2 separate regions of the Homo sapiens genome follow, and region 1 is linked to region 2. Evidence: read pairs that join two places in POLR2A ChIA-PET (ENCODE). Cell type or tissue: HCT116. All regions are shown on one strand. Each heading gives the region's core, and the rest is flanking DNA. Links, peaks and the distances in the headings are about the cores only.

Region 1 (5,375 bases), core at 302-5,301, 150 kb after region 2:
GAAAGTCCTCCCTGATCTCTGCTCTCTGTCATATCATCCAGTGCTATCCTCTTCAGAGCTTGTTAATGCGCTCTGCAAGGTTTTATTGTTTTCTTTTTTTTTTTTTTTTTTGAGATGGAGTCTCACTCTGTCGCCCAGGCTGGAGGGCAGTGGCATGATTTCGGCTCCCTGCAACCTCCGCCTCCCAGGTTCAAGCGATTCTCCTGCCTCAGCCTCCCGAGTAGCTGGGATTACAGGCACCCACCACTATGCCCAGCTAATTTTTTGTATTTTTAGTAGAGACGGGGTTTCACCGTGTTGGCCATGCTGGTCTCGAACTCCTGACCTCGTGATTCACCTGCCTTGGCCTCCCATAGTGCTGGGATTACAGGCGTGAGCCACTGTGCCCAGCCTCTTTTTTTTTTTTTGAGACGGAGTCTCTGTTACCCAGGCTGGAGTGCAGTGGCACGATCTTGGCTCACTGCAACCTCCACCTCCCGGGTTCAAGTGATTCTTCTGTCTCAGCCTCCCGAGTAGCTGAGACTACAGGCGCGTGCCACCATGCCTGGCTAATTTTTGTATTTTTAGTAGAGGTGGGGTTTCACCACGTTGGCCAGGCTGTCTCAAACTCCTGACCTCAGGTGACCCGCCCGCCTTGGCCTCCCAAAGTGCTGGGATTACAGGTGTGAGCCACCATGCCTGGCCGGTTCTATTATTCTTTTACTGGTTTATTATCTGCCTCTCCAACTCCAATCTGAGTTCCTTTGTATCCCCAGTGCCTAGAACAAGACGGGCACAGAGAGGGCGAGCAATATTTGAGTAGACGAATGCCCACATTCTCCTGTCCTCAGCTGGGATCCATCCTGCCCCAAATCTTTGACCATTGTCCCCACAGACCCTCCCTTTCCAGTAAAGTCCTCTGTTGCCCCCAGCTCTGTGCCAACTTGGACACGTGGTGCATCATGTCACCCCAGAACTGCTGCCCCCAGCTGCAGGAGCACAGCCAACAGCCTTGCAAACAGTACAACCTCTGCCACAGGCGCAGCCAGGTACGCGGGGGCAGGGACACGGCGAGAGCGGGAGCCGGTGTGAAGTTAGGACACCTAGGCTTGGGCCCTGACTCTGCCCTCACTAGCTCTGTGACTTCAGGTCACTTGCTATGTATCCAAGCCTCAATTTCTCCTTTCTGTGAAATGGGGCAGATACAGCCCATGCCCACAGCCCGCTCTTTGGATTGACTCAGAAGGCACCACTGGTGTCTGTCACATCACTGTCATGCTGGGGAGTGCACTACAAACCAGAGAGCAGGGATACTTTGTGCTGAGGCTCTACTGAGCCCTCTCTAGTGTGGACACGGCCTCGTGTCTGCCATGACTGGACTGGACAAGGACTAGGTGTCAGGTCCATAACTATACCAAATGTTACACTTGGGGTCAGGTTTGAGCCCATGCTGTGGTCTGGAGGGAGGGAGTGAGTGAGCAGATAGCTGAAAGAACCCTTGGGGGGCCATAGGCAGGTGAAATGTAGTTTTATTCAGCAGCGGCTCTCTCACACTGTCCACCTTTATCTGGGCTGTCTGCTCCGGCCCTGTGGCTCCTGCTGCCCCCACGCCTGCAGCTGCTCTCCCTGGCCGGCAAGGCCAGCTCTGTCAGGGTCAGCAGCTTAACTCTTTCCCTCTGGGCACAAGCGGGTTCCTGGCTCCCCACTGCCCACCTTCAAGGCGACCGGCTGTCCCTTGCAGGGGTTAGTAGCATTATTCTCTCTCTGGGCGAGCAAGCGTGCCCTGCCGTGCCGAGCTGAACCAAGCTCCGTGAACAGCGTCAGCAGGGCAGTTTTACCTTCTACTGACAGTAGAGTCCAGTATGAACTTACACAAACAGGTTATATAGCAAGTGGAGTACGTGCCTGCCCCCCAAACTCGCTGAGTCACTCTGGCCCGGATGTCCGCCTCGGCCTATTCCTTGACCAAAGCACGTCCATGTGCCTTACACTAGGCATCACCGTGCCCAGGCCAAAGGGTAAGAGCACATCGCGGGTGAGACAGGGCAGGACTCCCCCACACCCTAGCCGGCCTCCCTCTGGAGCTCACACCACAGCTAAGACAGATGGGTGAGGCAGTCGCGGTGTGCTACACGCCGGGGTCAGCACCCCCACTGGGTGCCCATCCTCCAACGTGTATGGGAATCCCCTCCAACTCTCCTCTTGCTCAGGATCCGTTTGGGGACTTGCTGAAGAAGCTCATGGACCAAATCCATGACCACCTGGAGATGCCTGAGTTGAGCCGGAAATTTGGGACGCAAATGTATGAGCAGCAGGTGGTGAAGCTGAGTGAGGCTGGTGAGAGGGGCAGCCCTTCTGGCGGAGGCGAGGATGTGGGAGTGGTCAGGGGCGGGGCCTGCCGGGGCGGAGGCCTTTGGGGCGGGGCCTATCCACCCCAGGGGTGGAGTCGAGTGGGACGGCCCTATGGGGCAGGGCAGGGGGCGGGGCTGTGGGCTGCTCAGACCCTGCGCCCTCTTCCCGCAGCGGCTTTGGCTGGGCTTCAGGAGCAACGGGTGTATGCGCTTCACCTGAGGCGCTACAATGACGCGCTGCTCATCCATGACACCGTCCGCGCCGTGGATGCCTTGGCTGCGCTGCAGGATTTCTATCACAGGGAGCACGTCACTAAAACCCAGATCCTGTGTGCCGAGCGCCGGCTGCTGGCCCTGTTCGATGGTGAGGGGCGGGAGGGGGCTTCGGGGCCGGGGATGATGGGACCTGGATGCGAGGTCAGAGGCCAGGGCACAGGCGCCAAGGTCGGATGGGAAGGTGCCCGTGAGGATACTGGTGGAGATCCTATTTTTCTAACCAAAATCCAAGGCCATGGGTAGGACTGATTTATTTCCTCATTTGTGAAGGTTTTTGCTTAGTTGTTAAAATTAATTAACATTGTTGACTTTTTTTTTTTTTTTAATAGTCGGGGTCTTGCTCTGTCACCCAGGCTGGAGGACAGTTGTGCAATCATAGCTCACTGCAACCTCGACCTAATGGGCTCAAGTAATTCTCACCCTTCAGCTTCCCAAGTAGCTAGGCGTACAGGTGGGCACCACCACTCCCAGCTAATTAAAAAAAATTTTTTTTGAAGAGGCGGAGTCTTGCTTTGTTGCCCAGGCTGATCTCTAACTCCTGGGCTCAAGTGATCCTCCTGCCTCTGCCTCCCAAAGTGCTGGGATTACAGGTGTGAGCCACTGTGCCCGGCCCAGATTTTTTAAAAGGATTAGCTAGGAGTGGTTCCTTTAGACTGAGAGAGTGAAGCTGAAAGTCAGAGGGTGAAATTTAAGGTTGCAAATCGCAGCACAGGCTGGGGCTCAAGAGATCTGGGTAGCAGAGGTCAGAGTTAAAAGCTCAAGGGTCATCCTGGTCACTGGGGAGAAGAGGGTTCTGGTCTGAGGTTCTGTACTGTATGACCCCGGTGTGAGGCTGGCCTTGAGAGTGGGCTCGGTAGGAGGCATCCTTTTTTGTTTTTGTTTTTGTTTTTTTGAGAGGGAGTCTCGCTCTGTCGCCCAGGCTGGAGTGCAATGGCACCATCCCAGCTCACTACAACCTCCCCCTCCTGGGTTCAAGTGATTCTCCTGCCTCAGCCTCCCGAGTAGCTGGGACTACAAGTGTGCATCACCACGCCCAGCTAATTTTTTTGTATTTTTAGTAGAGACGGGGTTTCACCATATTTGTCAGGCTGGTCTCGAACTCCTGACCTCAGGTGATCCGCTCACCTCACCCTCCCAAAGTGCTGGGATTACAGGCGTGAGCCAATGCACCCGGCCAGGGCATCCTTAAATATGTTCTTGGTGCTGCTGTGGGGGAGTTGAGCAGGAGTTCCATCCTTCCCCCACCCCCCACCCCCCACCTTCTGCACGCCTACAGTCCTATTGCTGTGAGAACCTCCTCCGCCAGTGCCCTCCCCACTCCAAGATCTGAATCCTCTGCCTCTGGGGCTTTTCTTCTTTCTCTTTCTTTCTTTCCCTCCCTCCCTCCCTTCCTTCCCTCCTTCCCTTCTTTCCTTCTCTCTTTCTCTCTCTCTTTCTTTTCCTTTTTTTCTTTCTTTCCCTCCCTCCCTTTCTTTCCTTCTCTCTTTCTCTCTCTCTCTTTCTCTTGCTTTCTTGCTTTCTTTTTTTTTTTCCCAGACAGAGTCTCACTCTGTTACACAGCCTGGAGTGCAGTGGTGCAATCATAGCTCTCTTCAGCCTTGACCTCCTAGGCTTAAGCGATCCTTCTGCCCTCAGCCTCCCAAGTATCTGGGACTACAGACATGTGCCACTACACCCAGCTAAATTTTGGGGTTTTTGACAGACCGCAAGAATGAGCTGGCCCACTTGGCAACTCATGGCCCAGAGAATCCAAAACTGGAGATGCTGGAAAAGATCCTGCAAAGGCAGTTCAGTAGCTCTAACAGCCCTCGGGGTATCATCTTCACCCGCACCCGCCAAAGCGCACACTCCCTCCTGCTCTGGCTCCAGCAGCAGCAGGGCCTGCAGACTGTGGACATCCGGGCCCAGCTACTGATTGGGGCTGGGAACAGCAGCCAGAGCACCCACATGACCCAGGTGTGGGCTTCGGGGAAAGATGCTGGCGCTGGGAGGGATTCCATAGGAGAGAAGTGCGGGGAACAGGGTCTTCAGCACAGAGAGGTGGGGGCAGGGAGACCCTGGGGAAAGAGAAAGTTGACTATCCCCAGGCAGAGGGGCAAGGAGCTAGGGGAGAGGGGCGGACACTGACCTCCCCAGTGCTGGAGCCTCTCCCAGTCTGGAGGTCCTTGGGGGCAGAAGGTTGGGCATGGGGGTCCGTAGGGAAAGAGGTGGGTGATGCAGTTCCTCAGGGCACAGGATCAGGTCTGGGGTCCCTTGCAGAAGACTATGGCTTGAGAGTTTTTCCTAGACTAGAGGGGCAGGGACCCTTAGGAGTCCCTAGGGAAGATAGGGGTTGGACAGTTACCTGGGAAGATGGGCAAGATCCTGGGGGTACCTGGGGATAAAGATGGGATTCAAGTACTCTAGGGAGATGGACCAAGATTGGGAGTGAGGGCTGAACCAGAAGAGGCTACTCTGGCAGGTGGAGTCAGTCTGAGCCTCCTCATGTACCAGCCTCTTTCTCCTCCCTGCCCTCCGCCTGCAGAGGGACCAGCAAGAAGTGATCCAGAAGTTCCAAGATGGAACCCTGAACCTTCTGGTGGCCACGAGTGTGGCGGAGGAGGGGCTGGACATCCCACATTGCAATGTGGTGGTGCGTTATGGGCTCTTGACCAATGAAATCTCCATGGTCCAGGTACTCACATCCTCCTCCACTCAGCCGCCCTTATAGGATCCTGTGTGGGGCCCCAGCCCAACTCAGGACACCCCTTGTCTCTCTTCCCAGGCCAG
Region 2 (5,375 bases), core at 240-5,239:
AGACCCTGTCTCAAAAATAAATAAATAAAAATAAAAAATAAAAAATCTATCTTAACTTGGATTGTGCATTGTAATTTATTATAGTGAAATTGCTATAACAGAATTTTATTTTAAGCCAGTTTGGGGAATACCAAAACATTTTTAAAAATCACGTAGTACTTTTTAGTGCTTTTAAAACCTAAATCCATAAAGTAGTTAATTAAAATGCATGAAGTAAATAAGTGTTTTTCTGTATTAAAGATAAAACTATAAACATATATTGTTCAATATGCCTACATAAATAAATCATTCTCTTCTTTTTGGTTATTTTTTGCTTATCACCTCTTACCTCCTCTACTTCCTAAAAACATGATAATCTCGTTTAATTCAAAATTATGTTTTCTGGCCATACATGGTGGATTATGCCTGTAATCCTAACACTTTGGGAGGCTGAGGTGGGCGGACCACTTGAGTCAGGAGGTCGAGACCAGCCTGGCCCGCTTGGTGAGACCCTGTCTCTACTAAAAATACAAAAATTAGCCGGGCGTGGTGGCACATGTCTGTAGTCTCAGGAGGCTGAGGCAGGAGAATCATTTGAACACAGGTGGCAGATGTTGCAGTGAGCTGAGATTGCACCACTGCACTTCAGCCTCGGCGACAAAATGAGACTCTGTCTCAAGAAAAAAAAAAAAAAGGTAAGACATATAAACTAGGAAACTAAGCAATAATTGTGTACAGTATGTGGAATATTTATGTTCTAGACCAGCACTGTTCAATACAAATATAATGTGAGCTCCAATTGTAATTTTCTTAGTCTGTATCACAATAAAAAGTAAAAATAAAATTAATTTTAACAATATACTTTAATATATAAAAATTATCATTTCAACATTTGATCAATATAAAAATTATTGATTAATGAGGTATTTTGGGCCAGTTTGGGGAGCCAAAGCAGGAGGATCACTTGAGTCCAGGAGTTCGAGACCAGCCTGGGCAACATAGTGAGACCCAGTCTCTAACAACAACAACAACAAAATTAGCTAGGCATGGTGATGTGCACCTATAGTCCCAGCTACTTGGGAGGCCAAGGTGGGAGGATCACTTGAGCCGAGGAGGTTAAGGCTGCAGTGAGTCGTGTTCGTGCTACTGCATTCCAGCCTGGGCAACAGAGTGAGACCCTGTCTCAAAAAAAAACAAACGAACCCAAAAGCCCACAAAAACACTGAGATATTTTACATTCCTTTTTTTGTACGAATGCTTCAAAATCTGGTGTGTATCTTACAGTTATAAAATCTCTCAATTTAGCCACCAAATTTTCACCAGAAATGCATGAACTGTGTTCAGATTTCATAAAACTTTCAGTTGATAAAGTAGATTCACATACTGAAGGTGTTCCAAACGTACTGAAAGGTTTTCCAAGTATTAAATTGAACACCAGTTTCCAGGTTTACATTTAAGTTAATTCAAATGAGATAAAATTTGCAATTCAGTTCCCCAGTCGCACTAGCTACATTTCAAGTGCTTAGGTAGCACATGCTGCTAGAGGCTACCATAATAAACAGTGTGGCTATAGGCCTTCTAACGAAGGGAAATGAAATATAGGGCTGTCTCCTGCTTTATAACATCTGGCTTACAATCAACAAATACAAATAGGGTCGCTTGGTGCAGCAAACCACCATGGCACATGTTTACCTGTGTAACAAATCTGCACATCCTGCACATGTATCCTGGAACTTAAAATAAAACAAAACAAATAGGGTCTCTTGCCCTGTGGGAACTGAAGCCACTGCTCTGTAGGAAATAAAAGTGTCTTTCTTTTTTGTTTTTTTTTTGAGACAGAATCTCGCTATTTTGCCGAGTGAAGTGGCATGATCTTGGCTCACTGAAGCCTCCCCCCGACAGGTTCAAGCAATTCTCCTGCCTCAGCCTCCCAAGTAGCTGGGATTACAGGCACCTGCCACCACGCCCGGCTAATTTTTGTATTTTTAGTAGATACGGGGTTTCGCTGTGTTGGCCAGGCTGGTCTCAAACTCCTGACCTCAGGTGATCCACCCACCTTGGCCTTCCAAACTGTTAGGATTACAGGCGTGAGCCACCGCGCCCAGCACAAAAGTGTCTCTTACCTAAAGAAAGTGATGCCCTTAAAGCTTCCTACCATTCCCTCACCCCCAAGACACACCCAGACACCCACAGATGCACCCTCTTGTTTGAAAACTGCTGCATCCTTGCATGGCTGAAGCATTACCCATGTCCTTGAAGCTCCTGCTTTCAGAGGACCTCTCATTTCTTGGGAGTAGAAAAGCCCTCTCTGGCCAGGTGCAGTGGCTCACGCCTGTAATCCCAACACTTTGGGAGGCCAAGGTGGGAGGATCGCTTGAGCCCAAGAGTTTCAAGTCAGCCTGGGCAACATAGTGAGATCCCATCTCTGAAAACAAAATTCTGAATAAAAATAAACAGCCCACCCTGTTTCAGGTATACCTCAACTGTCAAATCACTTTTAGGCAGGGTGTTTTGTTATTTTTGTTTTGTTTCAGAGTGTTGTTTAACTTTATTTTTGAAACTGAATTTGTCTAGAAAAGAATCATATTCACCTTTTGGTCTTAGCTACTCTTCATTTTTATAAAATACATCAAGTTGATGCTTAAAATTGGGGATCTAGTTACAGATGAAATTTTTCCTTTCAAAAGAGAGTTCCCCCCAGTTTTGCTGTAGTCTTAGGAGATACTTAAGGGAGGGGAATCATTTTTAGTTCCCCCTAGGTGAGGTGGTAGCCTCCCTAAACTGCCAAGTTCACACCATGACTGGTAACACCACTGTGTGAGGAATACTGAACAAACGGAGCTTCAGAAGGGAGACTTGCAGAGATTCTGGAATCTAGGTAATGCCACTTCCTACTTAGTTTATCTTAATGGTTTTGTTTGTTTGTTTGTTTTGAGACGGAGTCTCGCTCTGTTTCCCAGGCTGGAGTGCAATGGCGTGATCTCAGATCACTGCAACCTCCGTCTCCCAGGTTCAAGTGATTCTCGTGCCTCAGCCTCCCAGATAGCTGGGATTACAGGCAAGTTCCACCATGCCCAGCTAATTTTTGTATTTTTAGTAGAGACAGGGTTTCACCATGTTCGTCAGGCTGGTCTCAAACTCCTGACCTCAGGTGATCCTTCCGCTTCAGCCTCCCAAAGTGCTGGGATTACAGGCATAAGCTACCGTGCCCAGCCTTAATGGTCTTTTTAAAGGATACCTGATTTCAGAAGGAACCTTTGAAGAAATGGCTAGAACTTCTGTGTTTCTTTGGATATTGCCTGACATCTAAGCCAAATTAGTTGACCTTTTAATGTTAAATAAAATATTCAATAACTTTTACTAATGGGTGGGCTTTAGGAACCCCTTTATTTTACTATGTTGCCAAAAGTAGGTTCATTATAACATTGGAAACATCCTGATGTAATTTATTGAATGTAAAATTATTCCTCAATACATTTGAGGATGATTTCCATAAAGGGAAACAAATTCCTTTCTTCCAAATATACTGTGACAGCCTATTTTGAAATATTTAAAATATGTCCCTAAAGATGAAAATTAAAGAGCGGACACAAAGTTGTTATGCTCTAAGGAGTCATTCTTTTGATTTAAAATTCATTATAATTCCCTGGTTGTCTAGTGGTTAGGATTCAGCACTCTCATAAAATTCATTATATTGATTCTATAAAAGTATATTGTGTTGGATTAAGAAACACATGGACATTTTTAAGTGTTTCAAAATATTTTTGTTATACCTAGGTTTTCACTGTGGTGGTATTTGTTGTTTTAGTAGAATTTGACCTATATTTTATTCTATGGGAAAAAGAAGAAAGTAAACATTGGCTAGCTATCTACCACCCTGTACTGCTATTTGTGTGTGGTCCCATTGTGAATTTTTAACTCCATGCTCTATATTTTTAGTGCTTTGTGAAGATTGAATCTGCAAATCACCTTTGAAAGACAAAGGATTTGATTTGATTGTGGCAATCATGAAAGTTATCCTGTAAATAAAACTGTATGTCCTGGACCAAAGCTGGAATAATGCCACACTGAAATGATCTTAACTGTGGAATCCTTGATTGGACCCGATTTGTTTTGCACATACAATAGCTCCATAAAGATGATAGGCTTTCAGCAGGGATGAACAGATGTTCTGGTTTTATCAGAAATTGCTTTTGCATCACCAAGACTTCACAAAAGCCAGTAATCCCCCTGTTTGATGTTGTGGAGGTGCTTTTAAAACTTCTTCCCAGATACTGGTTTGAACACACAGACTTTGTCATTGACCTGTAAGATTCAATTGTCAGGTGGTATCTGTTTTCTCCCAACAGAAATAAAGAGAAGAAGAATAAAAACAAAAACTAGAAAGTGTAGCAGGGGCACAATTATTTATTTAAACTTTAAAGTATTTAATATTACATACCAGAATCTAAGTTACATAAAGCATGTCTGTTTTGTTCACTGCCACATTCTTAGTACCTAGAACAGAGCCCAACATGTAATAGTTACTCAATAAGTATCTGTTAAATAAGTATAGTAGTCCTGCCTTATCCCAAGGGATGCCTGAAACCTCAGGTAATACTGAACCCTACATATATATATTGTTTTTTCCTATGCATATATAATTATGATAAAGTTCAATTTATAAATTAGGCACAGTAAGAGATTAAGAACAATGATAATAAAATAGAACAAGTATGTAGTCTTTTTTTTTTTTTTTTTTTTTTTTTTTGAGACAGAGTCTCGCTCTGTCACCCAGGCTGGAGTGCAGTGGCGCAATCTCCGTTCACTGCACGCTCTGCTTCCTGGGTTCATGCCATTCTCCTGCCTCAGCCTCCCCAGTAGCTGGGACTACAGGCATCTGCCACCACACCCGGCTAATTTTTTGTATTTTGTTTAGTAGAGACGGGGTTTCACCATGTTAGCCAGGATGGTCTCGATCTCCTAACCTCGTGACCTGCTCGCCTCAGCCTCCCAAAATGCTGGGATTACAGGCGTGAGCCACTGTGCCTGGCCGAATGTAGTCTATCTTAAAATACTGTATCTTACTATGCTGTACTGTGGGTAACAGAAACCATAGAAAACAAAATCTCAGATAAGGAAAGACTATTGTATTCCCCTTTAATCTCAATACAGCAGGTGTATCCAGAGAACTTCAACCCTCAGAAGGACTGAAAGTGTGCCTTTTACTGTGGAAGAAAGAAAAGAGAGGGGGCTGGGTGCAGTGGCTCATGCCTATAATCCCAGTACTATGGGAGGCTGAGCCAGGAGGGTCACTTGAGCCCATGAGTTAGAGACCAGCCTGGGCCACAGAGTGAGACGCTGTCTCAAAAAAAGTTGGGGGGATGGGGGAGAAGAGAGAGGAGACAGCAAATATC

The links. Peaks named below come from ENCODE experiments on the same cell type or tissue, not always from the same donor. Only the 100,000 strongest peaks of a DNase experiment are listed, where the experiment ranks them.
Region 1: POLR2A ChIA-PET joins it to region 2 with 5 read pairs; 2 of 35 experiments call an interaction of 5 or more read pairs at or near these places.

What each region holds. Positions count from the first base shown.
Region 1 is chr17:42,104,923-42,110,297 of GRCh38, reverse strand. DHX58 (DExH-box helicase 58) reads left to right here. Exons shown (of 14, transcript NM_024119.3): 6 at 912-1,028; 7 at 2,190-2,316; 8 at 2,503-2,694; 9 at 4,309-4,562; 10 at 5,131-5,280; 11 at 5,371-5,375. Among named protein-coding and RNA genes, the nearest start is that of DHX58, 5.1 kb to the left of the region's middle. RefSeq lists enhancers at 1,874-2,386, 2,548-2,607, 4,030-4,961, 4,962-5,375 and silencers at 2,288-2,387, 2,228-2,443, 2,398-2,447. In HCT116, for the core only: no CTCF peak of the experiment used is centred there; a DNase peak (open chromatin) is centred at 2,397; H3K4me3 peaks cover 1,141 bases.
Region 2 is chr17:42,256,216-42,261,590 of GRCh38, reverse strand. The region is part of intron 1 of STAT5B (signal transducer and activator of transcription 5B); the gene reads left to right. Among named protein-coding and RNA genes, the nearest start is that of STAT5B, 17 kb to the left of the region's middle. In HCT116, for the core only: no CTCF peak of the experiment used is centred there; no DNase peak of the experiment used is centred there.